Regions from separate parts of the Mus musculus genome. Here regions 1, 2, 3, 5, 6 and 7 are each linked to region 4. A link is a loop called in an ENCODE intact Hi-C map of the cell type or tissue named here. Cell type or tissue: heart. All regions are shown on one strand. Region 1 holds the start of Olfm2 (olfactomedin 2). Region 2 overlaps Pin1 (protein (peptidyl-prolyl cis/trans isomerase) NIMA-interacting 1). Region 3 holds the start of Fbxl12 (F-box and leucine-rich repeat protein 12). Region 4 overlaps Zfp426 (zinc finger protein 426). Region 5 overlaps Gm39300 (a long non-coding RNA gene). Region 6 has its middle 24 kb from the start of Zfp266. Region 7 holds the start of Zfp846 (zinc finger protein 846).

Evidence for each region. A loop is a pair of places that touch in the nucleus more often than their neighbours do. Peaks named below come from ENCODE experiments on the same cell type or tissue, not always from the same donor. Only the 100,000 strongest peaks of a DNase experiment are listed, where the experiment ranks them.
Region 1: a loop joins it to region 4, with 5 times the contacts of the local background. A loop is called at or near these places in 12 of 42 quality-filtered maps.
Region 2: it touches region 4 in a loop (4-fold over the local background); 19 of 42 quality-filtered maps call a loop at or near these places.
Region 3: it touches region 4 in a loop (4-fold over the local background); 20 of 42 quality-filtered maps call a loop at or near these places.
Region 5: it touches region 4 in a loop (3-fold over the local background); 8 of 42 quality-filtered maps call a loop at or near these places.
Region 6: it touches region 4 in a loop (8-fold over the local background); 16 of 42 quality-filtered maps call a loop at or near these places.
Region 7: it touches region 4 in a loop (8-fold over the local background); 12 of 42 quality-filtered maps call a loop at or near these places.

The regions. Positions count from the first base shown.
Region 1 is chr9:20,726,057-20,730,056 of GRCm38, reverse strand. It overlaps Olfm2 (olfactomedin 2), which reads left to right and starts at 3,054. Exons shown (of 6, transcript NM_001357635.1): 1 at 3,054-3,411. The coding sequence starts at 3,277. It overlaps Gm39299 (a long non-coding RNA gene), which reads right to left and starts at 2,408. Exons shown (of 4, transcript XR_003948292.1): 1 at 1,867-2,408. In heart, a CTCF peak has its summit at 2,161 (motif pointing right); DNase peaks (open chromatin) are centred at 2,406 and 3,006; H3K4me3 peaks cover 2,173 bases; H3K27ac peaks cover 829 bases; H3K27me3 peaks cover 3,731 bases.
Region 2 is chr9:20,652,511-20,656,510 of GRCm38, reverse strand. Pin1 (protein (peptidyl-prolyl cis/trans isomerase) NIMA-interacting 1) reads right to left here. Exons shown (of 4, transcript NM_023371.4): 2 at 931-1,149. Among named protein-coding and RNA genes, the nearest start is that of Pin1, 2.4 kb to the right of the region's middle. In heart, a CTCF peak has its summit at 2,451 (motif pointing left); no DNase peak of the experiment used is centred here; H3K4me3 peaks cover 1,379 bases; H3K27ac peaks cover 366 bases.
Region 3 is chr9:20,641,309-20,645,308 of GRCm38, reverse strand. It overlaps Fbxl12 (F-box and leucine-rich repeat protein 12), which reads left to right and starts at 2,503. Exons shown (of 3, transcript NM_013911.3): 1 at 2,503-3,105; 2 at 3,213-3,285. The coding sequence starts at 3,020. Ubl5 (ubiquitin-like 5) reads right to left here and starts at 1,973. Exons shown (of 5, transcript NM_025401.4): 1 at 416-1,973; 2 at 50-116. The coding sequence starts at 105. In heart, a CTCF peak has its summit at 1,991; DNase peaks (open chromatin) are centred at 418, 2,028, 2,638 and 3,078; H3K4me3 peaks cover 4,000 bases; H3K27ac peaks cover 3,974 bases.
Region 4 is chr9:20,464,830-20,468,829 of GRCm38, reverse strand. Zfp426 (zinc finger protein 426) reads left to right here. Exons shown (of 9, transcript NM_001110309.1): 9 at 1-281. Among named protein-coding and RNA genes, the nearest start is that of Zfp26, 6.7 kb to the right of the region's middle. In heart, a CTCF peak has its summit at 1,652 (motif pointing left); no DNase peak of the experiment used is centred here; H3K27me3 peaks cover 479 bases.
Region 5 is chr9:20,829,677-20,833,676 of GRCm38, reverse strand. Gm39300 (a long non-coding RNA gene) reads left to right here. Exons shown (of 2, transcript XR_870563.3): 2 at 1-232. Among named protein-coding and RNA genes, the nearest start is that of Rdh8, 13 kb to the right of the region's middle. In heart, CTCF peaks have their summits at 2,277 and 2,480 (motif pointing right); a DNase peak (open chromatin) is centred at 2,596; H3K4me3 peaks cover 303 bases; H3K27ac peaks cover 283 bases; H3K27me3 peaks cover 2,934 bases.
Region 6 is chr9:20,542,984-20,546,983 of GRCm38, reverse strand. No RefSeq gene overlaps it. Among named protein-coding and RNA genes, the nearest start is that of Zfp266, 24 kb to the right of the region's middle. In heart, CTCF peaks have their summits at 1,522 (motif pointing right) and 2,255; a DNase peak (open chromatin) is centred at 2,353; H3K4me3 peaks cover 2,036 bases; H3K27ac peaks cover 1,865 bases; H3K27me3 peaks cover 332 bases.
Region 7 is chr9:20,579,543-20,583,542 of GRCm38, reverse strand. It overlaps Zfp846 (zinc finger protein 846), which reads right to left and starts at 2,215. Exons shown (of 6, transcript NM_172919.2): 1 at 1,865-2,215. It overlaps Gm51704 (a long non-coding RNA gene), which reads left to right. Exons shown (of 2, transcript XR_003948290.1): 2 at 1-3,193. In heart, a CTCF peak has its summit at 2,014; a DNase peak (open chromatin) is centred at 2,142; H3K4me3 peaks cover 1,677 bases; H3K27ac peaks cover 1,155 bases; H3K27me3 peaks cover 932 bases.

The DNA.
Region 1 (4,000 bases), 260 kb before region 4:
TGAGATGGGGAGGTGCTCCCCTGAGTCACATACCTTCCCCCACATGCAGACACACATATGCATATGCATGCCCCTATCACCCAGGGTTGAGTCAGGGAAGCAAAGGAATATGTGGAAAGTCAGAAGGGAGAGCTGGTGCTCTCCTCTGGCTTCTGCACGTGTCTAGGACCCACACTGTAGAAGAGAGAAGAAACTCCCACAAGTTGTTCTCTGACTTCTGAGCCCCGCCACAAGCGTAAGTCAGCCAGTCAGTCAGTAAATATAATTATAAAAATAGAAAAAGAAAAAAAAAGCCCCAGTCCCACCCCAAGCGGAAAGAAAGGGAAGCCCCACTCCTCCTTTGTCTGTCTGTTCCTTCCCAACGCTTAGGCTTAACAAGAAGCCAGTGGGCAAAGGGCCAAGGAAATGCAGTTTTCTGGAAGACAGGGCACGTCGCTTCCCCCCAGAGGACAGAGACTTAAGTGAAGGATGCAAGCAGGCTGCCTGGATTCCTGTGATAAAATGTTTGTCAGCTTCCAGGGACAACAGATGCAAAGGTCCTGAGACAGGAAAAGGGATGAGACAACTAAATGTGCAGAAACTGAGAGAAGGGCAGGTGGAAAGATCTAGATATTTACGATGGAAAGGCAGAGAGGCAGGGGCAGAACTAGGAAATAATAAGGTGTTTCGAGAAGGGAATGAGTGTGGAGACTAGAAAGTTATTCAACCACATTTTGTGTGTGTGTGTGTGTGTGTGTGTGTGTGTGTGTGCAAGCGTGCACACACGCACGAGCACACTGTGGCAAGCATGCGGAGATTCGGTGCTAACGGAAGGCAGTGGGGTCTCTCCTTCCATCATATGTGCCCTGTTGATCAAACTCAGGATTTCAGGCTTTTAGCTTTATCTACTGGGCAATCTTGCCAGCCCAAGGAGGCTAGTGCCATCTTTGGTGAGAAGAATTTGAGAGGCATGGAGGAAGGAGAAAGGGGTTCCTTGTAAGTGCTCCCAGTCCTTACAGAAGTCTGGCTGTGTGAGCTAGGCCTGTCTCCTAGCACCCGAGGTGAGGAGGTGAGAAAGGCCACCATTGTGGAGGCCCAGATAGCCCAGTGATCTTAGAGGCTGATGTCAGATAGGCATACCTGGAGACATGACTCAGAAGGATGGACGCATGCCATCCAAGTATGAGTTCAGATTCCCCAATATCTAACCCAGAAATCAGATGTGGCATGCCTGCACTGCATTTCAGGGGAGGCTGAGACAGGCTCTCTGGGGCCGGTCTGACCAGCTTAGCCAAATCAGGGAGCCCCAAGTACAGTGAGAGACCTTGTCAAAAATTTAGGTGCAGGCGGGTTTGGTAGCCCATGCCTTTAGTCTGAGCCAGAGCTACACAGAGAGACTGTGTCTCAAAACTAACTTACTAAAAAGACTAAATAAAATCAATTAACTAATAAAACAAGGCAGAGAGGGGCACCGAGGAAGACAGTCCATGTATACCTCTGGCCTCCTCACTCAGGCACACAGGTCTTGCACAATCTACTCTTCCTTAGTCTCCACCCACCCCCTTCTGATACCTATTTGTACTTTCCTTCTTTTGTTTCCTATGTCACTCAAATTTCTTTTTACACTTATTTAAAGTGCTAACGTGGTGGGATGGGTGGCCGTATGGCCACAGCCTTCAAGTGGAGGTCAGAGGACACTTTGGGGGACACTTTCCTCTTCAGAGATCCAGCTCAGGTTACCAGGCTCTGTGGTAAGCACTTTTACACACTCAGCCATTGCTTCCCCCCACCCCCAGACCTCCCCAGCCCTTCCTCAAGTCCTGTCTGTCTCCATAACGCGGTGTTCTTGAGTTGAGCGGCAGGCTACCTCTGGCTTCTTACACATACCTGACCCATCAGGCCCCCAGAACCACTTTACAGATGAGGAAACTGAGACAGACCGGAACAACTATTGCTGGAGGTCAGGTAGGGGCTGAACCTGCTTCTCAGTGGAGTTCAGACAGTTCAGGACCCCCAGCACTTCGAGGTTGGGAGCTTCCGGCTCCGTAAGCGGCCAGCGAGGTAAAGGCCTGAGTCATCGCCGCCTCCAGACGGCGGCGGCCGCCGGCCGAGGGCGACGGCGGCGGCGGCGGCGGCGGGAGGTGATGCGGGGACGCCAGGAGGGGGCGAGAGTGCGAAACCGAAGAGAGGCGACCGCGCGGGTGCTCCTCGCCCGGCCCTGCCGCCTGCTGCGTTTTCCAGCCTCCCTCACCAGGGCACCAGCCCAGTGCAGGTCCCTGGGGGCTGGAGGAGACCCGAGGTCTTAGTTCCCCGCCTCCCACCCCAAGTTCAAGTTGTGAGTCAAACCGTGCGTTGGGACCTGTCTGCAAAAAGAACTGTCTGGGTTCACGACAGTCCCGGGTGGCACCGCCGCCCTCGGATGCGCAGGGGAAAGCATCTCGCTTCCCAGGTCACCCACACTCCAGAGTCTGTACCGGCCACCCTGGGCTTTCCTGGTCTGGAATCCACAGAGGGATCCCCTTCAGAATGATCTGGGGACCAGGAAAGCCAGGAGAAAAGAGTCTCGGAGCTCGGGAGAGCACCGAAGTCCGTCCCGCACTGCTCTCTGTGCGTTGCGGGCTCGGGACCGGGCTCTGCACCCGACCGATCAGGTGGGTGGAGACACCCGACCTCCACCCCCTGTCAGTTTTGGGTGGAAGGTGTGGGCTGGATTTTTTCGCCCTGAAACGTAGGGGTTTTGGAGAGGGGGTGTTGCGTGCTGGGGAGCCCTGGGATCACCACTAAGCTACCGAGGGGACTCGAGCGAGGATGGAGGATTTGGCTGGGGGGGCGGGGCCGGGGATGCCGCGGCGGCGGGGATGGGGGGAGGTGGCGAGGGTGTTGCTGGCAGGGGATGTCCCCACTTCTGCAGGTGGGAGAAGGTCCGCCAGAGGCTCTGCGGGGAAGTGGGGGTCGGAGTGGGTGCACTCCCATTCTCCCCCCAGCCCTGCTGGCTCTAGGGCCGGAGCCGTGACGTCACGGCGGCTGGAAGTGCCCGGCGGTGGCGCGGGAGGGGGTGGCCGAGCCGGCGCCTTATAAAGCTGAGCCCGCGAGGCGCGCGGAGCCGCAGCCGAGCGCGTCCCCAGTGTCACCCCATCCCACCGGCCACCGCCCCCTTGGACCTGGTCATCTCGCCATCGGGATCCCCCACCCCTCCACCCCACTGGGGTGGGTAAGCGACAGCTTGAGTGCCGAGCAAAAGGGACTGAACACCTGCTTTTTTGGGGTGGTGGCGCGGGGCATGAGGCGAGGGGCGCGATGTCGGTGCCGCTGCTCAAGATCGGGGCGGTGCTGAGCACCATGGCCATGGTCACTAACTGGATGTCGCAGACGCTGCCCTCGCTCGTGGGACTCAACAGCACCGTGTCCCGTGCGGGCTCTTCGGAGAAAATCGTGAGTGGCCAGCCGGCTGGGGGGCGCTCCGGCTTGGGGGGGCGTGGTGCCCGCAGACCCCACGGCAGCTCCTGGGAAAGGGACCCTCACAGCCCCAAAGTGACAGAATCTCGGGTTCAGGCGGGAATGTCATCTCGAGGGGACGTGGTCTCTTGGGGGTCCCGGGCTGGACCCCGAGGCACAAGGGAGCCCCGCGCCCGGCATAGCTCTGGGTTTGATGATTGCATTTGCTGGGCTAGAGTCCTCTCTGAGGGGACCTGCTAGTGCCACTGGGGTACCAAGCTGGCTCCAGCCCCAGGCGGAGGCGGCAGGGCTGCGGAATTGAACCAGATCCCGGCAGAGTGGGGCGGAGCTGGGCGGTTTGGGGGAGCCAAGAGGGTGTTCTTCTATGTTGGAGTGATTAGGGGACATCTCGAAGTCTCCATATGTCTTCAGCCTGTGGGACTCTGTCTAAGTGTCACTGAGTACTGTTCTCCCTCCCCTTCCCTGCGTCTCTCCCCCCTCCCTTCTATTTCCGTCTTTCTTTCTGACTTAGTGTGTCTTTTTTCTTTTTCTTTTTCTGCCTGGCTCTCTCTTTCCCCTGCACCTG
Region 2 (4,000 bases), 190 kb before region 4:
TATGTACCACAGTGTTTTCATTGGGATCAGAATATAGCTTGAGTGAGTAGGTTCTCTTCTTCCACAATGTAGGTCCTAGGAACTGAATTCAGGCCCTTAAGTTTAGTGGCAAGTACCTTTGCCCACTGAGCCGTCTTCCCAGCCCCAGCCTGAACCTCTGATCCTCTCTGTCTCTATCTCCATGCAGAGATTACAGGTTTGCACGACCATGCCAGGCTCACAGGGTACTAGAGGCGAAAGTCAAGGCTCCCTGTAAGTCAGGTGAGCATGCTAGCAACTGCGCTACAACCCTACTATAGTACAATATTTCTCCAGAAGTGACTGTTGACCAGACTGGGTGGAGGGTCTGGTGGGACTTCTACAAGGCCCCTGTGAAGAGCAATGTTTATTGTCCACTTGAAAGAATCTAGAATAACCTGGAAGGTGGGCTACTGGGGGATTCTCTTCTAAAAACTAGAGAGGGCCAATAGGGCCCTAGCACAGGTGTGCTGCTCTTTGTCCCTGACAATGCTGTGCTATGACCTGCTCCTTCACTGTGACTTTCCTGCTGTGCTGAATCGTGACCTGGAACTGTGACATGAGCCCAAACAAACCTTTCTCTATTAAACTGCTCCTTAGCAGTTAAAACAAACAAAAAACCAACCAATCAACCAACCTCATTTTAAAACTACTTATTTCTTGGGGCAGGGAAGCACACATGCTGTGGTGCTCTTGGGGGTGACAGAAAACTCCCAGGAGTGGGCTCTCTCCACATGTATCCCGGAATGGAACTTGGGCCCTCAGCTTTAGCAGCAAGTGCCTTTGCCTGCTGAACCCTCTTGCTGGCCCTTGTCAGAGTATTTTGTCACAGGAACAGGAAAAGAAACTGAGGTAGCCCCTGACCCAGTTGAGAGAGGACCTCCAACAAGCCCCGCTCCCTCCCCTACTCACCATTGATGAGCTCCAGGGCCTCCTCCTTGCTCCTGGTGATCTTTTCCTGCCGCCAGGATGAGGGCCTCCGAGACTGGCTGTGCTTCACCAGCAGATGTGAGCAGCGCACCTTGGCAGGCTCACCCTGGCCATTCTTGCTGCTGCCTCCAACAGTGCTGCCGCCGCTGGGCCGCTCCCACTGGCTGGCGTTGGTGATGTGATTGAAGTAGTACACCCGGCCTGGGGGAGAGCAGCACCTACTTCAGCAGGGGCTGGGCCAAGGAGGCCTCCATCTCAAAGCCAGGATAACGACTGGCTCCGGAGGTGCCTCCTTTAGCAGATCCATTTCCTGTTCTACCCCATGCTAAAGGCTGGGGAGGATGCTGTCCCCATCGGGACCTGTAGGGCTGTGCTAATGCTTTAGGTGGTACCAGACAGACACTCAATCAGTAAATCAGATAAAACAGCTTCCAGGCCTTCTAGATGGCTCTGCAGGTAAGGGAACTTGCCAAGTCTGACAACCTGAGTTTGATCTCCAGGAAGTTGCCCAGTGGAAGGAGAGAACCCATCAGCTTCGAGATGTCCTCTGACCTCCACATATATACCATGGCATAGTGCCACCTTACAAAATAAATACAATCAGATTCTCAAAAGCATCCTCAGTTATAGTTTGAGAATAGCCTTGGCTACAAGGGACCCAATTCCAAACATGTACAACAAACAGTATGGGCTGAGGTTCTAGCTCACTGGTTCAGTGCTTGCTTGGCACTTGTGAGGTTCTAGATTCAAGTCCCAGGATCACATATCACCAGAAGATAAAAAGTGTAACTGTTCTTACCCAGTGCTCCATTCCAAACAAACCCTAGGCACCACCTCCTCCATCTCTGCTACAGCAGCAGTGTTTGTGTCTTGTGCATAAACAGAGATAGAAACCCAAAGCTGTATTCTCAACCCCTGCACTGGTGGCCTAAGTCAGAGAGCAAGGAAGCAGCATTACTTGGGACCTGCTGTCACCTGAGTGACAGTGAAGAGCATAAAGGAGATGGCAAAGGAAACACCTGAAGGAAAAGTCTGGCTTAGTGAAGCATACCTGTATGCTTAGCATTAGGGAGGCTGAGGCAGGGGGATGGATGTCTGCAGTTTGAAGCCAGTAAAGGTAAGTTTGCAAGACTGCCTCCAAAAAGTGAAAGAGAAAAGAAGAGGAGAGGGGAGGGGTATGGCAGAAGCTGAAGGAAGGACCCAGTAGATTCTGGGTCACTCCAAGGGCTGAGAGTCATTCTGGGTTACACAGCTGATCTAGCAGCAGAGAAGGGCTGAGTGTTACCCATGAAAGGGCGGCTTTCATAGTTCTACTGAGAACAAATGGCAAGAATTGGGACTGGTCCATAGCTAGGCAGACGGGCAGGGGTAGAGGTGTGTGTGTGTGTATAAAAGAGTTTTACTACAGGAGGCTTCACCAGCTGCTTCTATCGGACTGGGGTTCAATTTCCAGTGCCCACCTAGAGGCTCACAACTGCCTGTAATTCTAGTCCTAGGGTGTCTAGCACCCTCTTCAGGCTTCTCTGTGGGTATTGCATGCATATGGAATACACATGCAAGTCTAATGCCCATACATGTATTAAAAAAAAAAAAAAAGTTTATGTAGCCCAGGATAGCCATGAGCTAGACCTCCTGCTTCTGTGTAAGTGCTGGAAATACAGCTGTGTGCCACCACACCCAGCTAGAAACAAGTTTCCGCTAGAAGTCACAACCCCACACTAGGAATAGAGCAGCCTGGACAGCTGGACAGGAGCTAAATCCAACTAAAACCTTCCCAACAGGCCATCTCGGTGAACCTCAGCTTTCTCATCTGCAGAGCCGGGCCAGAGGATAAGGTCATCAGAGCCGGGCATAAAGGCAGAGAACTTTAGTCCCAGTGCTGAGAGGCGAAACAGAAGGACCATGAGCTGGAAGCCGGCTTGGGCTACACAGTAAGACTTTACCTCAGCTAATTAATCTGTGTCATGTAATCCCGGTAGACACCAGAGGTTCAAGGCTATCTCTCTCTCTCTCTCTCTCTCACACACACACACACACACACACAGCCTTAAAAAGGAAAGAAAGAAAATGGTTCAATGGGTAAGTGCCTGCAGCCAAGCCTGAGGATATGAGTTACGCATGGTAGAAGGAAAAAAACTCTTGCAAGTTATTGTCTGCTCTCCACATGCACACACACTAAGTATAGTCTTACTAATAAAGACTGCCTCAATAAATACATTGGGCAAAGTGGTGCATGCCTGTAATTTCAGCACTTGGGGGAGCTGAAGCAGGGGACCAAGAATTCAAGAGTAACCTGTCTTTATGAGGCTCTGTCTAATACCTTTCCACATCCACCCTCGACAAAATGGGGAAAGTGAATGACATTAAACCTAGCTGGGTTAATTCAGAGAGAGCCATAAGCAGTGTCCAGAACCCTGATGCTTAATAACTAAGAATTCTGAGAGAGCTCTGTAGGCTGCAGAGACCCTAGCTCTACCTGAGGTCCTTGTAGGCTACTCTAGGCGTTGCCACTGACACCGAGGAAGGCTATGCTTGGGATCAAAAGAAGTAAAAATAAAAATAAAATTAAAAATCATTGCAATCCAGGGCATTCCTAGTAACTGAAGTGCATTATCAGATGAGTTCTTTCCGTGTCCTGGCCTCAGTTTCTCTCACCTCAAAAATGAGAGCAAGTCTTCTTTTGAAAGAGGGTAGCTACAGAGAGGAGGAGGAGGAGGAGGAGGAGGAGGAGGAGGAGGAGGAGGAGGAGGGAGAGAATAAGCCAAGGAAAAAGAGGGAGGGAGATATGGAGGTGGGGGTGGGGATAGGGGAAGAGGAAGAGAGAGGAGAGGAGAGAAGAGAGGAGGGTAGGGGGGAGAGGGAGAGAGAGAGAGAGTGGGAGAACGTGAGACCACACCGACGTGGACTTATGAAAGAACTTAAAGTCTTTCAAAGAGCTTGGTACCATGCTTGACCCAGAGACGAACTGGCCTGGTTAGAAGCCATCACTGCCGCAGGGTCCCGATGGGGGTTGGGGGGTGGGATGAGCAGGCACGTGTCTCGGATGCTGCGG
Region 3 (4,000 bases), 180 kb before region 4:
ACACCACCATCTGCCCCAGAGCCACTGCCAGTCACCCCTCGGTGGATACTTGCACTTAACGCGGACTTTCTTTCCGAGACGGTCGTTGCAAACCACCTCAATCATTGTGGCTGGAGCTACACCAGGTGGAGGGAGGGATGAAAAGCAACAGAGTCAGGCCTTTCGGGGTCGCCCAGGTTCCTAAAGCCCCTTCCTAGGTTGAGCTCTCTGGTCACAGTTCCCCTAACACCAGATGCAATCCCCTGCAGCCCCAGTCTACAGTTTCAATTGCCCGGACTACAGACAGTCGCGACTCCGCCCCTTAACTGCGGCAGTCCGGGCCCCAGACTCACCCGGCTTTGCCTCCCGCAACCCCTAGGTTCCCAAGTCTTGGCAGCTTCCCGTGATCTCGGGCCTCTCATTTTAGCCTTCTCACCTCCAATATCCTCGAACCTATCGACGACACAACTCGTAGCTCGAGCGAGGAACCCCGGCCGGAGTTAAGCCTGCAAACAGGAAGCGGAAGTGATATAACGGAACCACCGGCCCTTAGGTGCTTCCGGGTTCCGGGCTAGGATTTGCGATTCTGTTGCGCAGTGTGGATGAGCTGGGACTTGCTAAGAATGGATTTACAGCGGACGTTGGAACTGGTGTTGGAGATTCCTTCATCATGGAAGAAACCTAAAGGATCTCAGCGGCGGGGTGCTCGACTACTCCCAAGCCAGACAATCCTCCTACCGCGGAATCCCGGCTGCAGGTGTGCCGAAATGGAGTCATGCAGGGCCTGTGGCTTTCTGCTTTCATTCAAAGCTCAGCCTCAAACCCTGTGCTTGCTTCCCCGCCCCTGGTCGTAGTGACCGTTTCAGAGACTCCAGGGGTGCAGGCTGCAGTTGATGAAAACTAAGTCGGATCCTGGTTGAGAGGCCATGCATGTTGCGTACCACTCCGCGTGTCCGTGTCCTGCCTGCGAAGATGTTGGAAATAGCATACGGGGAAAGAGCTTTTGCTTTGATTCTTTAATCTTGTTCCAGATTAAAGAATCGCGAGAGCTGGTGGGAGAGGAATCCCTTCTTAAATTCAACCAGTTTTGCCTCTATTGAGCGATTTCTTCTTAGCAGACAGGATTCTTAGCAAGGTAAGCATATATTGACTCAAGAAAAAGAAAAGTCTTACCCAGCGCCTTGTGCTTACCTAATACGACTTATACAAAATTTAATCCTTATGCGTAGGCAGCAAAAGGCATTATTCTTGCTTTCTATTGCGGCTGTGGCCACGCCTCCCTGGCTTGGCCGTCCTGCTGGCCCCTCACTCCCATCCCAGTCACACCTTTCAGTTTCGAATGAAGTCCTGTTCTGTGTCTTTAGTGCTTAGATATGTTCCAGTCTCCCCAATGCCTCGTTTCCGTCCTGAAAAGACTTCTCAGGCTTTACCGGATTCGTTTCCGTCTCGAAAAAAAACTTCTCAGGCTTTAAGTCTCTTGGCATACATACAAGAAAAGTGGTGGGGTTTGTTTTTCTTGTTTTGTTTTGGTATTTGTTTTAGTGTTGGAGGTCGAACCTAGGGCCTGCTAAGCATGCTTACCAGCCAAAGGCTCTCCCACTGAGCTGCACACCCAGTTCCTGGTTTAGCTCTTGTTTCTGTCTCCAGCGATGCTTTTAGGGCCCCCGTCGCTGCTCTTATCCATTCTTCCAGTCATAAGTCTCCCAGCCTGTCCCTTTGTCGCCCAGCCATTCCAAACTTGATTCCATCCCCTATATCGGACCTTGTTCCGCCTAAGCTAGGTTTTACAAGTTTAGTCTTCAGGCGCAATTAGGATCCCTAGTCCTTGAGCCCCTTCCCACACAAGTCATGGTTTCTGGGTTTGTTGCTCTGTTAACTTTTCCCTGCTCAAGTCATGCCTCCTGGGTATACATACGGTCTGGTCGCAGGCTGATCTCTGCCTTGGCAGTAACCCTAAGCCTTTTCCAGCACAAGCCAAACCTCCGCACGCCACTAGTCGCTTAGCTCTAGACGCGCCCCTTGTCTCTTCCTACTGAAGCCACGCCTTCCCATTGTTGTGGACGGCCTCCAATCAGCTCCTCTGCCGCTGGCCACACCCTTCCACTCGGCGGCGCTTTTTCAAATGCTAGTACTTTGGCCTTGTTTGCAACGCCTGCTGCCCTTCGTCTCTGTCTTTTATCCTCTCTCCCAGAGTCCCACTTTGGGAGTTTGCTGCTTTTCCTCTGACTGGCCTCCAGGCCCCCGGGCCCCCGGGCCCCCGGGCCTCCTGGCCCCTGGGCCCCTTGGCCACGCCTCAGGACCACTCCCCGCCCGTCGGAGCCACGCTTTCTAGGCGTGTTGCTTTCTTCATCCCAGCTTGCGTGGGGTCTACCTGCCTCTGCTCGCCACGTCTCCCGGCTATGACTACGCCCTGAGCCCCCTCCTCGCCAGAGTCACGCCTTCTGGGTTGTCTGCTGACCCCATTTGGGTTTGCTGCTTATACTTAGCTCCACCTCATGGCCACGCCCCCGAGGCATTCTTCACCTTCAGCCTTCTGGATTTGCTGTTAGCCTTCCTCTTGGCCCTGGCCACGCCTCGTGCCCCCTCCTCCACCAAGCCACATCCAGGTTTTCCTAGAGTCACGCCTTCTGGGTTGTCTGCGGACCCCTTTTGGGTTTGCTGCTTATACTTAGCTCCACCTTATGGCCACGCCCCCGAGGCACTCGTCACCTCCAGCCTTCTGGGTTTGCTGTTCGTCTTCCTCTTGGCCCTGGCCACGCCTCGTGCCCCCTCCTCTCCCAAGCCACATCCAGGTTTTCCTATTTCCAGTTCCATCCGCTAGCCAAGCCAGTCAGGCCTAGTCAGTCTCTAGTCTTGACCTCTAAACGGTCGTCAGCCCGCGCCTGTCCAGTCCCGGGGCCTCGGGCACTTTCCTAGAAAAGTAGGGATTCTCGGCGGGCCTCTGAAAGTCGCGCCGGTTTGGCCAGTCCGACCACCCCAGCGCTGTCCAGGGAACGCGGCCTCGCCGCCACCGGAAACGGAAGCGTGCGACAGCTGGACCATGGCGACTCTGTTTGACCTCCCAGACTTGGTGCTCTTGGAGATCTTCTCTTACCTCCCTGTCCGGGACCGGATCCGCATCTCCAGGTGCCGCCCCGCTCCTCGGGGGAAAGAGCCGGGCATGGGCTCGGCAGGAGATGCGGATCCGGTCCTAGCGGGCCGGGGTCGTTCTAACGGCCGGTCCACTCCTCCAGGGTCTGTCACCGCTGGAAGAGGCTAGTGGATGACCGGTGGCTATGGCGACACGTCGACCTGACGCTCTACACGGTATGCGGGACCCGGGAGCGGTGCGGGGAGAGCCACCCCCTGCCCTGGGACATGGGGGTGGGGGTTGCTTTATTTTGCTTTCTAGTGTTTGTTTGCTGTTTGTTTTATTTATTTATTTTTGATAGTTTCTTGAGGCTTTTATTTTTCTGGATTTTCGTTGGTGTTGCTTCTTGGGGGGCTGAGGGGGTTGTTTTGAGACAGGGCCTCTAGGCCAGGCTGACTTCAGCTTCCTATGAAGCCGAGGCTGAGCTTGATACCTACCTCGACCTTCTAAATATTGGGATTAGCAGCGTGGGCCCCATGTGTGGTTCCTGTGCTACTGGGAATGCAATTTAGGTTTCTTGAATGCTAGGAAGGAACACCTCTGAGTCACGTACTGGTTTCCAACTAACCACCCCCTGCAACAACCTCCTGAGTGCTGAAGTTACAGCTGTAGGAGAAGGCCCAGGAAGTGTTTGGGTTTTGTTTGTTTGTTTGTTTGTTTGTTTTCTCGAGGAAAAATTTCTCTGTAGCCCTGGCTGACCTGGAATTCTGCTTCTCCAGTGCTGGGACTAAGGGTATGCACCACCATACTCTGCTGGTTTGGTATTTAAGTGAGTTCGTGCTTGGAATTTTTCTGCCTGTCCTAGTGCCAGCCTTTACCTCCCCTTCAATGCTCAGACCTCAGTTTCTCATCTAAGATATGGGGATTAAAAATAATGCTTGTAGGCCAGGC
Region 4 (4,000 bases):
ACTGGCATATTGGCTTATGCACACACACGTGAGAAAAAAAGCCTAGATTTTAAAGTTATTTGTCCTGCATTCTCAACCATTCTATTATTTTTGAAGTCAGTAATTGAAAAGGAGTGACCTTTTGGAGGAGTCTTGTTGCCTTGTTTTTGTTTTGTGGTTTTATTTTGTTGTTTATTTGTTTTAAGATAAGGTTTCTCAATGTAGCCCCGTCTTTCTGTCTGTCCTGGAACTTGCTATTGATCTGCTTGTGTTTCTAAGCTGTGATTTACATATGTGGTTGGATCTCTTCTAGTTTTATTTGAAGTTCTTCTTAGTGAGAAGCCTTTTTAGAGGTCACCCCTGGTACTATTCAGAGAGGAGAAAACCAACTATTATAATAGCAATAGAACCAAAGAACCCAGATACAGAAAAACAGAATCAATTGACATTACCTGTACCACCATTGATCACACAAAAGAAAATATTGAAAAATACTGTAATCTATTGAATTAAAATTAAGGTAGAAGTGGGCCAAGCATGGTGTCACATACCTTTAATACCAACACTTGTGAGGAAGAGGCAGGCAGATCTGTGTAGCAAATTCCATCTTGATGGCTTTTTATACCAAATTATAAAAGTTAAAAAGTTTGAGGCCAGCCTGAGACACACATATCCCCTCATATAGCTTCTGCATGCAAGAGTAACAATCCAACAATATAAACAGGTCTTGAACAGCAATATAAAAGGTCTTGGATTTCACCAAGGATACAAATGAACAGCAACTATAGTAAAAGGTGGTCAAGTCACTAACCAGGGAAGATAGATCCAAACCAGGGTAGGAGGGCTGTATTGTATGTATTTAGCTTGTGTGTGGGAGTAGATTCCCTGCAAAGTAAAGATGAGGTATCATTTTACCACACTGATGATGGCTATAATCAACAGCAGATAGATAAGCAAATAAATAAAAGGAGCTGGCAAGATTGCTCAGTGGGTAAAGACACTGGCTATCAAGGATGTTGACCTACCTGAGTTTGATCCCTGGAGCTCACATGGCAGGAAACAACAAACCCTAGCAGAATGTCTCTGACCTTCACCTGTGTGTCCACCCCCAGGCAATACAAAATGAAACTAAGAAATAGAAAAGGTAAGGACATTTTGTTACTGGTAGTAAAATGGTGTAGCAGATTTGGAGAGCTTTATGGTAGTTCCCCTGTTACTAAGCTTTATTATTATGAGACAATGATACCTTCTTTCCTATAAACCCAAAATACTGAGAGCTGGAAGTCACAGATATATATGTACTTCAATGTTGATAGGATGAGTATAGACAATAGTGATTGTTTCAAAGCTCAAGCAAACATCTTTTCATCATGCTTTTTACATTCCTTGGAATTGTGCCCCAGATCTGCTAGCCATGGATCGGATAACCCCTGTGGCTGTGAAGAGCCCAGTTAGTTATCTGACTCATCCTGGATAAATGGCCAAGTAGCATCATTTAGATAGTCATGCAAACCACCTCCCTGACTGCCTTCTCTGCTGGGGGCTCTATTCCTCCCATTTATGCACAATGGTTACCAAGGTTGAGGAAGCCTGTTTAGTCTAAGGTGGCATCTGTTCAACTTTATATGCTGCCCAAAGTATGCTTGTGTGCTACCGCCACCTTGTGGTCACATATTTTCTTTCATCTGATGAAGAATCACTTGACCGCACTGCATACCATAGTTTGTTTTTGTTTTTGTTTTTTGTTTTTTGTTTTTAACCTTAAGATTCCTGATCAATTTGTAGTTTACTGTTGAATATGATACGAAGTGTAGAGTTTTAATCTTACATGTATTTGTTGGGGGCTTGCACATGACATAGCGCTTGTATGGAGGTCAGAAGATAACTCTGGGGAAGGAGGGGTTGGCCCTCTCCTTTTACCATGTAGGTTCCAGGAATCAAATCTAGCCCTGAGGTATAGATTTTACATAAGTTCAGATTTTCCTAAATATCTTATCATTTTCTCCTTTAGTGTGTGTGTGTGTGTGTGTGCGCGCACAAATGTGTGTGTGGTTAAACACACCTATAAGCACATTCAAAAGCCAGAGGAGGACTTCTATCACATTCTTCCTTATCTTGAGACAGGGTTCTCTCACTGAACTTGGAGCTTGCTGTTTTTAGGCTAAGTCAGCAAACCTTACCAATCCTCCTGATTTCCTTATCCTACCATTGCTGGGGTTACAGGTACACAGGACCATTCCCAGTTTTTATGTGGATGCTAGGGACCCAAACTCATGTTTCAGACTTATGCATGATATTTCCTATCCACTGAATCACCCTCTAGCCCATCTTTAGTATTAGTGGTATTCTATTTTTTTCTGTATAAATTCTTGGGGATACCTGGCCATATCAGTACTTTTGCAATGCATGATGGTCTTAGGCCATATGGTGAGAATACAGTATAACATAAAAAAAAATACACAACAAATCATTGAGCTGCATAGTATGCTGGCTAATGTTTGTCAATGTGATATAATCTAAAGTCACCAATGAAAAGGAAGTCTCAACTGAGGAATTGTCCTCATCAGATTGACCTGTAGGCAAGGCTTTGGGGGCATTTTCTTGATTAATGACTGATAATGGAAGGCCCAGGTCACTGTAGGTGCTGCCACCTCTGGATAGTTGATTCTGGATGGTATAAGAAAGCAAACTGGGCAAGCCCGTATGCAGCATTTTTCTGTGGCCTCTTGCTTAGTTTCTGAGTCCAAGTTTCTTTCCTTTTTTGAGTTCCTGCCCTGACTCCCCTCATTGATGAGCTGTTATTAAGATGAGTGGTGGTGGTGCACTCAGGAGGCTGAGGCAGGTGGATTTCTGAGTTCAAGGTCATCCTGTCTACAGGGAGAGTTCCAGGACAGCCAGGGCTACATATAGAAACCCTGCTTTCAAAACAAAACAAAACAAAACAAAATGGAACAGATATGTAAACCAAACAAACTTCCACCCAAGTGGCTTTGGGTCACTGTGCTCCCCATAGCAACAGCAAACCAAACTAAAACAGAAGCTGAGACTAGGATTGTGAGTGTTGCAGTGATCTACCTAACTTTGTTGGTTTGGGGGAGGATAGTGGAAAGATTTTGGAGCTTTGGGCTTGAAAAGGCCATTGATTCTCTGAGGTACTGAGTTGTTATGGGAGATTGGGAGATAGGAATGTTGAGAGAGGTGCAGATGGTGGAAGCTGGCTTGTGAAAGTTCAGAGGAAAGCAGAAATTATGGGGCTGTTTGTGTTATAGTTTGAATAGAGAATCTGTTCTTTCTAGTCAACTGGGGCTGAAGACCTGCACTCATTAACAAGAGACCAGCACCACTGGCAATTATAGATTAGCTGGAGCTCAAAGCTCAGCTAAGTGACTAAGGACACCGGCATCATTGAGGTAAAATCTGAGACTGCATCTCAAGCTGGCAGCTGAACTTTGTAATGTGTAAGAGTTTCCAGTGTGATAATGGCTTGGGTGACAGAAAAGCTACAGGATGGAAGGGGTCTTGGAGAGTAACCCAGCCTTACGTTGCATGGCAGAGTCAGAGTCCCTGAAGAAAGGTCATTGGTAAAGGTACAGCCTCAGTTGCAGGAGACCCCAACCAATGGAGGGGACAGGATTGTGGCAAGTTGGTAGGCTCAGGTCGGATCTATTCTACAAGTTGGGTGTGCTATGGATGGCAGAGCTGGAAAGTGGAGCTGCCTAAGCCTTTTGGAGCCCAGAGGATCAAGAGCGAGTCCTAGGTGAACTGGGAAGTATGGAACATGTTTATTTTACAGGATCCCAAAATTCAGAGATTATATGTGTGTGTGTGTGTGTGTGTGTGTGTGTGTGTGTGTGTGTGTGAGAGAGAGAGAGAGAGTATGTGTGTGTGTGTGTGTGTGAGAGAGAGAGAGAGAGAGAGAGAGAGAGAGAGAGAGAGAGAGAGAGATTGAGAGAGAGATTGATTCTCTGTAAAGCTTTGGCTGTCCTGGAACTTGCTCTTGAGAGAGAGAGAGAGAGATTGG
Region 5 (4,000 bases), 360 kb before region 4:
TGAGCTGGGGTCCTGGAATGAACGAAAGAGGAGACAAAATGAGCACCAGCATCCATCTCCATCTCCTCCTGGCTGTGGATGCAGCGTGACCTCGTGCTCCTGCGGCACCAGCATCCATCTCCATCTCCTCCTGGCTGTGGATGCAGCGCGACCTCGTGCTCCTGCGGCCACAGCTCTGCCATGACTGACTGTAGCTCACACTCTTGAGCTAAATTAAACCCTCTGTTCTTAAGTTCCTGTGGTATTTGAATGAAAAATCATATGCCCCACCAAAGCTCATATATTTGAATGCTTGGCTGGTGATGCTTGGTGGAACTCTTAGGAAGGATTAAGGGTATGGCTTTGTTGGAAGAGCTGTGTTTATGAGGTGGGCTTGGAGGTTTCAAAGACCATACCATTCCCACTTTGCTCTGTGCCTTGTGTTTGTAGATCAGGTGTAAGCTCTCAGCTACTGCTCCAGCATCATGCTTGGCTGCTTTTGCCTCCCTGCCTCCCTCCTTCCCTCCATCCCTTTCTCCCTGCTTCCCTCCCCCTCCCTCCCTCCCTGCCTCCATCCCTGCCTCCCTGCTTCCTTGCCTGCCCTGCCTCCCTGCCTCTCTCCCTGCCTCCCTGCTCATCTGCCTAGCTCCCTCCCTGCCTGCCTGCCTGCCTGCCTGTCTGCCTGCCTGCCACCTCTCACCTGTTACATGCCTGTTCCATGCTCCCCACCATGATGGTCATGGATTGAAACTGTGAGCTCCTAACAAACTCTTACTTCTATTCATTGCCTCAGTCACTGTCTTACCACAGCAATAGAAAGGTAAGCAAGACACCCAGTTTCAAGTTATTAGACAGCACTGAACAGGGCAGAAATAAAGGATCCTGTGACACAGGTATTTCTGCCACAGACATGGCACCCTCTTTCTTTGAGTTGTTCAAGCAACTTAGTGAATTGGAACAGCATTACACACTCAGTTTGCCCAGAGTGGAGGAAATACTTGCCATAAACTGTGTTTGTAAGAAACAAGGCACAGAGAGGCTGAACACCTCAAACAGGGCCACACAGTATGCTTAATGATGGGACCGAGCTCCAGAACCTGGGTTGAGGTAGGAATTCATGGAGTCAAGGTAGGTAGGTGTCCTAGTTTGTTTTCTGTTGCTGTGATAAGTGCCAGGACCAAAAGCAACATTGGGAGGAAAGGGCTACTTAGCCTTACAGTGTACAGTCCATTCAGATGGGAACCCAGGGCAGGAACTCAAAGCAGGAACCTGTAGGCAGTAATTGATGAAGAGGAGAAACTCTGCTTGCTGGCTTGATGTCCATGGCTTGCTTGCTTTCTTTCTTTCTTTCTTTCTTTCTTTCTTTCTTTCTTTCTTTCTTTCTTTCTTTCTTTCTTTCTTTCCTTCCTTCCTTCCTTCCTTCCTTCCTTCCTTCTTTCTTTCTTTCTTTCTTTCTTTCTTTCTTTCTTTCTTTCTTTCTTTCTTTCTTTCTTTGAGACAGGGTTTTTCTGTATAGCCCTGGCTGTCCTGGAACTCACTTTGTAGATCAGGCTGGCCTCGAACTCAGAAATCCGCCTGACTCTGCCTCCCGAGTGCTGGGATTAAAGGCGTGCACTACCACGCCCAGCTGTCTATGGCTTTCTTATACCTCCAGGACCACCTGCCCAGGGATGGCACTGCCCTCAATGGGCTGGGCCTTCTCACATCATCATTAACCAAGAAGATGCCTCACAGACTTGATCCCAGGCCAGTCTGATGGAGGCAACTCTCCAATTGCTGGTTCTTCTTCCTAGATGACTCAAGCTTGTCAAAAGTTGACAAACTAATCAAAACAAACAAACAAAAACCCTCCCCAGTACCACAGTACATCAGGAGACTAGTGGGGCGAAGATGTAGGCTCCCCTGGGCTAATTTGAAATCCAGGATGTGGGCTGGTATAGAATTGTTGTTTCTAAAATACACGTTAAAGATGTGTGTCTCTGTGTGTATGTGTGTGCGCACATGTACCACATTCCTGGGAGGGCCAGAGGACAGCGTGCAGGAGTTGTCTTTCCTTCCAGCATCTGGATCCAGAGATCAAACCCAGGTCCTCCGGCTGGCCAGCAGCTGCTCTCACCCCCTTGGCCGCCTCATCAACCCTAGTTTGTGTTTTGAAGCAGGGTCTTCTGTAGCCCTCAAACTCACTATGTATCTTAGGATGACTTTGAACTCCTGACCCCCCTGCCTTTACCTGATCAAAAGTGGAAAAACAGACTCAGTTTACGTGGTGCTGGGCATGGATCCCTGAACTCCCAGCCTTCTATGCAATCTGCCTACTAACTGAGCCACAGGCCCTACAACCAACTCGCTGGTGCTTTGATTTTCAAAAGAAGGTATCACAATTTAGAGCAGGCTGTCCTGAAACTCGCAGTGGTCCTCCAGCCTCAGCCTCTTCAAGGTTGGCAGGACAGGCAGAGCTCTGCAGACTTATAAATGGTCAAATTCCCCTAGCTCATACGTGGCCACCAGGGGGCGCTAGGAGCTGGTGACTGGCAGGGCTCCTCGCTCTCAGGTCCCGCAGGAATGTTGCTGGCGGAGCGAGGCGGCTGTTGGCCTCCATCCCGGAGCAGCTGCTGCTGCTGCGGCTGCCATCCGACTCGCCTTCCCCTCCCTGGGACCTGGGGATTTGAAGCTCAGAGGCACGGGCGGGAGGAGTGGACTTGCAGGGACTTATCTGAGCAGAGATGAGTGGCCTGGAGCCTCCCACTGCCTCCAGGGCATTCAGCCCAGGGCTTCCCGGGAAAAGGCTAGGCAGGCTTCATGTCCATTACCAATGTCCATGTAACTGGCAAGGGCTGACAATTGATTAGACACCTAGTGGGTCCAGCACAGAGCAGCAAAGTCTTCCCTAGCAACTCTGAGTTTACGGAAGAGGAACTGAGGCTCCCCAGAAAGGCGCTGTTTCTGTTCAAGTGGACCCCATCAAGAGTGCCTCAACTAAAGGGCACCAAAGTAGTCATTCCCAGCTCCAGCCCCGTTGTTCTAAGGACATCACATACCCTAGGTTGGCTTCTGTTTATGTTAGCCGAGGATGATCCTGAACCTCTGATTCTCCTGCCTCTACTTCCTGAGCACTGGGTGTACAGTTATGGGCCCTGCATCTGCTTCATTTTTAAAGATTTCCGCGTGTCTGCGCATGCCTGCACATGCATAAGGGCCTTGGCTTGCCTGTGAAGGTCAGAGCGTTACCCATGGTGCGGGACCACACCTTCCAGCTTGTTTCAGACTGAGTCTCTTGTTCTCGAATCTGACTTCCATCTCTCCCAAGGACTAGGAATCGCAGTTGCTTCTACTACTGCATCCGGCATCACGTGGGGGTGGGTTCTGGAATCTGAACCCTGGTCTTCAGGATTTCAGCAAGTGCTTTCTGAGCCATTTCTGCAGCCCAGTTTGTATCTTGTGGCGTAAGCTGGCCTTAAACTCACTGTAGAACCCAGGCTAGCTTCAAACCTACAATTCTCCTGCCTCAGTTCCCACAGCTGGATTAGCAGGTATGTACCCAGTCCCCAGAGTGCTTCTAATTACGGCCTTTAATTTCCCTGAGGCCTGACTTCCTCACCTCTCTGGACACTGTGTATCTCCCTGCCTCCTCTGGGAGTCTGGACAGTGAGGACACTCCCGAGGAGCCTGTTAGGAGAGAGAGTTCAGAAGCTGGCCTTGTCTGTCTGTTTTTGTCGTTCTGGGCATGACAGAGATTCTCACTGCATTTGAACCGAGCTTCCAACCTGATAGCCCAGGACAGTTGTGAAAGATGAAGCAGCAGGGACAGGAAAGGCCTACCAGCTTACTGTGCCTGGGTAGTCAAGGAAGGCCTCTTGGAGGAAGCAGCATTTAGGCTGAGATCATAAAGTCATCAGCAGGCAAGGTGGCACAAGTGCTTGTGGGCCCAACTATTTGGGAAGGCTAAGGCAGGAGAATCCCTGAACCTAGGAAGTCAAGGCTAACCTGGGCAACATGCACAGGCCTTGTAACCATAAAAAGG
Region 6 (4,000 bases), 78 kb before region 4:
TTATAGGAACACCCTAGCTATTTTGGTGGGGTTTTCATAAGCAACGTGTTATGAACCAAGTGGTCCCCCACACAGCCTGCCTTCGGCAACTTTGTGCGAGCCATGTCATCACCAGCAGCCAAATGGAATACATGTCCTCCTTTAAAGGTCCCTGACATCACTGCCTGCTTTGTTTCTCACTCTGTTTTTGTCTCCCTCTTTTTCTTCCTCACTTAATTAGAGGCAACCTTTGTACACCACCCTCCATTAGTGAGATCTGTTGTGTGGTGTGATCTCTGCAACATTCCTTGGCCCCAATCCACCAAGGTATTCTTCCTTCCACAGCAAAGCCCTAACACAAAGTATAATTAGCAGATGAGTATGGAGGATCACTGGCTCAGGGTCTGTGAGATACTCTATGCCCTAGACATTCTGGTGTGTAGCCAGCAATTATAGTTTTAAGGCTCATGGTAAAAGGCTGAGAGGCATGAGAGCTGGGGATTTGGCCCAGTTAGTAGAGTACTTGGCTAGCATGCAGTAGGCCCTGGCTTCCATCCCATTGCATAAAACCAGACTGGTGATACATGCCTATAATCCCGGCATTCAGGAGGTCAAGGCAGGAAGATCATGAGTACAAGGTCATCCTTGGCTACACAGTTTGAAATCAGGTTGGAATACATGTGTCACTGTTTCAAAAGAGGGTGCTGTTTCTTCCATCAAGAGTATATAAATAGATATGAACCCCAAACTCCAGGAAGCATGGGACTACTGAAGCCATTACCATGATGGAGTCTCTGGAGGTGGTAATGGGAGGACATGTTGTGTATGATTCCCATGTGTGGAGATGAGAGAATCATTTGAAGCCGTTGATTCCATCCTCCCATCATGTCCTAGGAGTTTAACTCAGGCTGAGCTGTCCCAGCAGCCCCGCACACGTAGGACTTTAGTGTTCAACACTTTAAAAGAGGATGCCATCGATGTATTATACTTGTCAAGATTCTGTCTGTAAGAAGACCAAGTTGAGGTAGTCACAGTGGTGTGGAAAAGGTATACTGTGGGCAACCTGCTGCTGAGAGGAAGTGGAGAGAGTCTACACTGAACATGCAAATCTTTAACAGAAGAATAATGGTGCCATGGTAATTATTGTGTGGGGTTTCACTTCACGAGAATATATACCTAGAAGTAGATTTGCTGGGTCATATGGTAAGTATACATTATGAACAGGGTTTTTTTGTGTGTGTGTGTAACAGTCCTGGCTGTCTTGAAACTATGTAGACCAGGGTGGCTTCAAACTCAGGATCTGCCTGCCTTGTGCCACCATCGCTGGGCGACTGTACCCCTTCTCATGCTGTGAGCCGGTCTTTCTTACCTTAAGTTGGTTCTTTCACTTTGTCAGAGCAAGGAGAAAATAACGAATATACCCAATATTTTGTAATCAGTGTGAATAACAAATCCTTAAGTGCTTCCCTCTCTTGCTGTTATGTTCAAACAACAAACTGGCCATTATCCATTTAAAATTACTTCTCTCCATTGATTCTTACCCCAAGGTGGCAGTATTATGCTGGTTTGATGGTCATTGTTTCCCTACTACTGAATGTGGACTGACTGCCCTCAGAATCACAATGCAGCAGGTATGGTGACGTTCGCCTTTAATATCAGCACTGGTTAAGGCTGAGAGAGGAGGATCATGAGCCTGGGCTACCAAGGATTCGGTTTAAAAAAAAAAAAAAAAAAAGAAAAAGAAGGGTTGCCCGACTCTCTGAAATTATCTTTCTACCCAGCGCTTGCCTAAAATCGGATCGCCAGACACCTGCAGCCACTTAAGAAGGGCCTCAACTAAACGTATGCTGTCAGGTTAATTTTTTTTCTTCTGGAAAAAAAAATCAGAAAGTTCTCTAGGGGATTTTGAAGAGGGGACGAGACAAACGAAGACAGACCAGAGCCAGGCATGGAGGCTACGCCTAGTAATCCCAGAACATCAGGGTTACTGCGCCAGGAGGATAGAAGTTCGAGACCACCCTTGCCTACATTGTGAGCTGTTGTCTCAAAATGTTTACAAAAGAAAAATACCGCAAAAGCCACCCCGGGGACGCTGTGTCCCGACAGGATACTTCCTGCCGACCCAGGAGCGCTGGCTTCTCCGGCTCCTCCTCCAGGCAAACCCTCCAAGCCACTAAAACCGCTCCAGCCACGAAAGACCAACTCAGGGCCTTCACCAATTTGTTCTTTGACAAAAGGGGATGGCGGCGGAAGAGAAGACTGCATTATGGTGTCACTTCCGGGGCAGCCTCAGGCGGGGCGCGAGAGCTCAGGCCCAGCGGCCGCCGGTACAAAGCGCTTCGCGACGAGGCTGCCAAGCACGCACCCGCCTAGAGCGCCGACTTTATTGTCTGGCTGGAACAGCGGGGGCGGGGCATCCTTCCTGGGGGCGGGGCATCCCTCCTGGGGGAGGGGCCTCTATCTCAGGGTTGGGACCTCGTACTCTGGGGCTGGGCTACCTATTCTTGGGGTCGAGCCGCTACCCAGGCTGCGGGACCAAGGTTCTCAGCTCAAGAGTGGGGTCGCTACTACTCGCACAGAGGCCGGGTCTGGGAACCCAACAGCCGGGGTTGAGTACCAGAATCCTACTCTGGAGCGGGTCTTCGACCCAGAGGGGAGCCCACACGTCCAAGTTCGGTCTGGAGGTGGGGCCCGGGTCGAGTGCGTGGTGTGCACAGCGGGATAGACCTGAAGAACAGGGTTTCACGTAGGGACTTGCCCCACCTGATGCTCAGAAAAGCCTGCGAGTCTGCCGTCTAGCTTTTCACTAAAGCAGTCCAACCTACGCAGACTGGTCAGGAGTCACGTAATGAGAATTGTGCTAAATGCACAGGGGCGCAGAAACTGAGATCAGACTGGCAAGCAGAACAGGACTGGCCTCTGCTGTAATCCTAGTATCCAGGGTGTGGCTCTTTTGTTGAGCCTCTGTGTACCACGTTTGAAGTCCTGGATTCTAACCACAGCACAGCAAGTGAGAACAAACAAAACAATAATACAACAACACAACTTTAAAAGCTCTGGGACTTCCTGTGATGGAGGAGGGGTGCCACTAAGAAATCTATTCCTTGCTTGCTGTATCCTTTTCCTTTTCTTCCTCCTCTTCCTCTCCTCCTGTTCCTACTCCTCCCCCTCTCCTTTTTTAAAGTTGGCGATGTGGATCAAACCCAGGGCCACCTTGGACCTGAGCGCCTGAGATCGATCCTTAGAAACTATGTAAAACCAAAAGCCCGGTGCACATTTGTAACCCCAATGCTGGGATAGAGAGGAAAGATCAGTCCCGGGGACTTACTGGCCAGCCACCCTAGCCAACTTGCTGAATTCCAGGGCAGGGAGAATTGTAAACACACCTCAACCGGTTGCAGTGTATGGTTTGTTTGTTTTGTTTTGTTTTTTGTTTTAACTCCTCTGGGGCTGGGCTCTGTTTGTTGCACAGTGGGAGTCTGAAATTGTAGTCCAGGCCCCCAGCTTTTTGGTTTTCTTGAGTGTAGGCATTTGGAGTCGGGAGCGTTGCAGGTATGGCTTGGGCAGAATCCCTTTCAAATTTATTTTTGAGACAGGATCTCTTTCTTAAATTTCTATTACAAATTCATTTAACGTATGCGGTGTGTGTGTATGTGTGTGTGTAAGGACATCTTGCAGGAATCAATTTGACCATATAGGCTCCAGGAACAGAACTCAGGTCCAACGGCTGGCAGCAGAGACATCTTGTGGGTGTTTTGTTTTTTTGAACTAATTTTGAAAAACAAAATTTTCAGTAATTTGAGCATGTGTATAGTCTAAAGAATAAAATTCAAGATCATCAATGAGGAATGGGAGCTGAGTATGGGAGATACATGCCTGTAATGTTAGCGCTCTGGAGGCAGAGGTGGCAGATTCAGGAGTTCAAGGCCATCCTCTACTACATAGCAGTTTGAGACCAAACTGGGCTTCATGAGACCCTGTGTCAGAGAGAGAGGGAGAGAGAGGTTCTTGTGGAAAAAGT
Region 7 (4,000 bases), 110 kb before region 4:
GGGACATCACGCTGAACAGATATTTGAATTTTGAGTGCATCATTTTTAAGATTTGAATGTGCATTAACAAGTCTACACAGCCATCTCCAGGGCCATCGACTGCACTACAGTCAAGCGCAGGCCAGAAAGAGTTACAACTACAGTAGCAGGGAGCTCAGAAAGCAAGGGAGCCTGTCACAGAAACCCAGGAACCTGATCCACCTCCACAGCCACACCCACCATACATGTCTATACAGAAACAGTAAATAAAAAATTTAAACCATATAATACAAAGTTTTCAAGCACTTGGACTCACTCAGCAGATGCAAAGATATCCAAGAGCCAGGCAATGGCTTAGCCTTCTTGGTACTTTGTAGCAAACCGAAGCCTTTTGTGTTCTACCACTGGAGCGCCTCATAATGCCAATGAGTCCACAACCGCTGAGCTACACAGCCCACTCAAGGCACTATGCCCTCTTACTAAGATAACTATCCTGCTTCCGAGAAACAGCTGCCACTCATGACCAGAACATCACAGCATAACCATGGACAAAGTTACTAAGTAGAACTGAGTAATTCTAGACCCTGTGGCCCCGAAGCCTATGTTACTTATTATCAATCCTTACTGCAGCTTTCAAACCTCTCCTTTGGAGCTACTCTAAGTATGTGGGAGTAAGTGGGAAGGGGAACACACTAATTTTTAAATATAACGTTTGATTTCACTCAGAAATAGCAAAACATGACTTTCTTAAAGAACTTGAGACTCTTCAAAAGTTACCTATAGAACCAGGCATGATGCTAGACACCAGAAATTCCAACTCCTGGGAGGTAAAGGCTGGGGAATTAGGAGTTCAGAGTCAGCCTCAATTACATAGCAAGGTGTATGATAGCCTGGGCTACCTGAGACCCTACTTCAGAGAACAAACAGAGGCCATGGAGCCGGGCGTGGTGACGCACGCTTTTAATCCCAGCACTTGGGAGGCGGAGGCGGAGGCGGAGGCGGAGGCGGAGGCGGAGGCGGAGGCGGAGGCGGAGGCGGAGGCGGAGGCGGAGGCAGGCAGATTTCTGAGTTTGAGGCCAGCCTGGTCTACAAAGTGAGTTCCAGGACAGCCAGGGCTATACAGAGAAACACTGTCTCTAAAAAAACAAAAACAAAAAACAAACAAACAAAAAACAGAGGCCATGGAGATGAACCAGCGAGTAAAGGCCAAGCCAGAGAGCCTGATCTCCAGCGCCCAGATGGTGGAAAGTAAGACCAACCCATGGGAACTGATCTCTGAGCTGAGCCAGGGTAATTCCCACTTTTTTTTCTTTTTCTTTCTTTCTTTTTTCTTTTTCTTTTCTTTTTTTTTTTTTTTTTTTTTTTTTTAAACTCTATAGGGATGTACAGGCCTGGAAACTTCAAATAAAGAGAACAGGGTACTCCCATTCTCACCAGTAGAAAGCCATAATCACACAGTATCTGTACTTTATGTATAAAATGTTCAGGGCAAGGGTTAGTAGCTCACTGAATGAGCAGTTCTACTAGCAGTAAAGTCAAGAGGAGGAGAGGTGAAGAAAGAGAAAGGAAATGGAGAGAGTGAGGAAGGAAAGGCATGGAAAATGAAAAAAGGTTAAGATTAAGGAAATAAACATTTAGCAGGCGGTGGCAAAAGCCTTTAATGCCAGCAGAGGCAGGCGGATCTCCAGGAGTTTAGGTCAGCCTGGTCTACCTAGCGAGTTCTGGAAAAGCCAAATAATAAAGATTGACCTCCAAATAGAAATGTTTAGTCCTAGATACCTACGAATACTTTTTCTACCCGAATGTCATGTGGCAGAATTAATCAGACGATGCCAAAGACAAAGCCACACTCTGCAAGGAACAAATCACAGCCTGGGGCGCTCACCCGAGCTCCACAATCGCTGGGCTGTGCAGTGGAGGCGGCGGCTGCAGAGAGATGGCCCGTGGCGGGCTTCTGTGCTGGAAGAGGAATCTGGAAGGCGGCTTCTGCAGAGGGCGAGCGAGCAGATGGAAGCTTGGAGAGCATTCGCCAGAGGGAGGCGGGGTGCCCGTGAGACCCGCCCGTCCTAGGCTTCGGGCCTACGGGGACCGCCCCTCGGCGAGCTGCACACACAGCCACGCCTTAAACTGACCCTCCACGGCCGCCGTCACCCCCCATCCTTGCCTCGGCGACTTCCTAGACGTAAAGATGAACCGGAGGTGAAGACACTGAGAACTACAGGACGCAGCCATCACTAGAAAAGAGTCGGGCCTTTGCAGGCGTCACTTCCGCTTCCGTCCTGGCGTGAAGCCCGGGAGATTTGGGTCCCAGCCACCTTGGATAGAGATAAAATTCTAGGAGCTGGAGAAGGACCCAGGCTGGATTCCCAGTACCCACATGGCAGCACACAGTCGCCCACCAAGCCTGATCTAATTCTTATCTAATCTAATCCCCATCTCTTTTCTTTCCTTCTTCCCTCCCATTCTTCCCTTCCTCCCTCTCTCCCATTCTTCCCTCCTTTCCTCCCCTCTTCCTCCCTCCCCATTCTTGTTTTAGTCTTAGCCTAGGCTTGGTGCCGCTGTGCCTTTAGTCCCAGCATTCAGGAGGCAGAGGCAGGCAGATTTCTGCGTTCAAGGCTAGTCTGAAAATTGAGACTATGTCTCACACACACACACACACACACACACACACACACACACACACACACACACACAGAGAGAGAGAGAGAGAGAGACTGAGAGAGAGAGAGAGAGAGAGAGAGAGAGAGAGAGAGAGAGAGAGAATATTCTCGAGCCAAAATAAGTGACTTTGGCGCAGGAATACAGATTAGCACTTCAAGTTCCATATGCAAATATGCTGTTTCATGAGGTTATTGCAGTAACAAAGAAAATACTAAAGCATATGACATGTTCCCAGACCTTAACACAATTGACTTCATGGTAGAAAACTCAGCCACAAAACTCAGCATGTAGACAGAACCACTAGCCAAAATGAAAACAAAGACCTAATCCATCTAAGTCTGTAGTTCTGGGAAAGTCTTTAAATGTACAAACCTTGCTGTTTGGCTTCTGTAGTTCTCCTTCTGGCTATATGTTCTCGTTAACTGAAACATGTCGCCAGGATATGGTTTTTGTGTTTAAAAGCTCACCCTGAGAAAGGCTCAGTGCTGCACTGGGATCCGGAACATCCAGTGTAATAAAGACCTGGCTAATAAAGACTTTTTACTGGCTTAAACTCATGTCTGAGCAGTCTTTTCTGGTGGATACCACACTATAAGCACAACACTCCAGATGTGTTGGTAGAAACTCAAGTAGGTCTGTTGCAGAAAAAGAAAATCTCTGCTATAGGCATCAGATGCAATTGTAGCCTTTTGTTTAGCAGAGACTACTGCTGTATTATAGACCTAATAGTCACAAAGATGTTAGGTCACACACAGGGCAAGAAATGGCTCCAAGGGTACTCAAGACTGTTTTTTCAAAGGCCTTTGTCAAAGGCGTCTTTTGCAGCTATTGAGATGATCATGTGGTTTTTGTCTGTTAGTCCATTTATGTGACTTATTACCTTTATTGACGTGTTTTTTAGATCATCCCTGCATTTCAGGGATAAAGCCAATTTACTCAGATGTATACTCTTTTTAAAAATGTTTTTTAGAGTTTTTATTAGATTTATTCATTTTATTTTATATGTGTTTTGCCGGCATATATGTCTGTGCACCACGTGTATGCTTTGTGGACATGGAGGTCAGAGAGGGCATCAGATACCCTGGAACTGGACTTACAGATGGCTGTGAATCAGCATGTGCTGGGAATTGAACCTGGGTCCGCTACAAGAGCAGCAAATGCTCATAGTTGTTGAGCAATCTCTCTAGATCCTTTCGTAATCTTTTAAATGTATGTTTGTATTCTATTTGCAATAGAATTTTAAAGAGCATTTTTGGGATCTATGTTCTGTAGCTGAGTCTTTTTGTTGTTGTCTTTATCTGGTTTTGATATTAGAGTGATACTGGTTTCATAGAATAAGTTTGGGGGTGCTCCTCTCTCT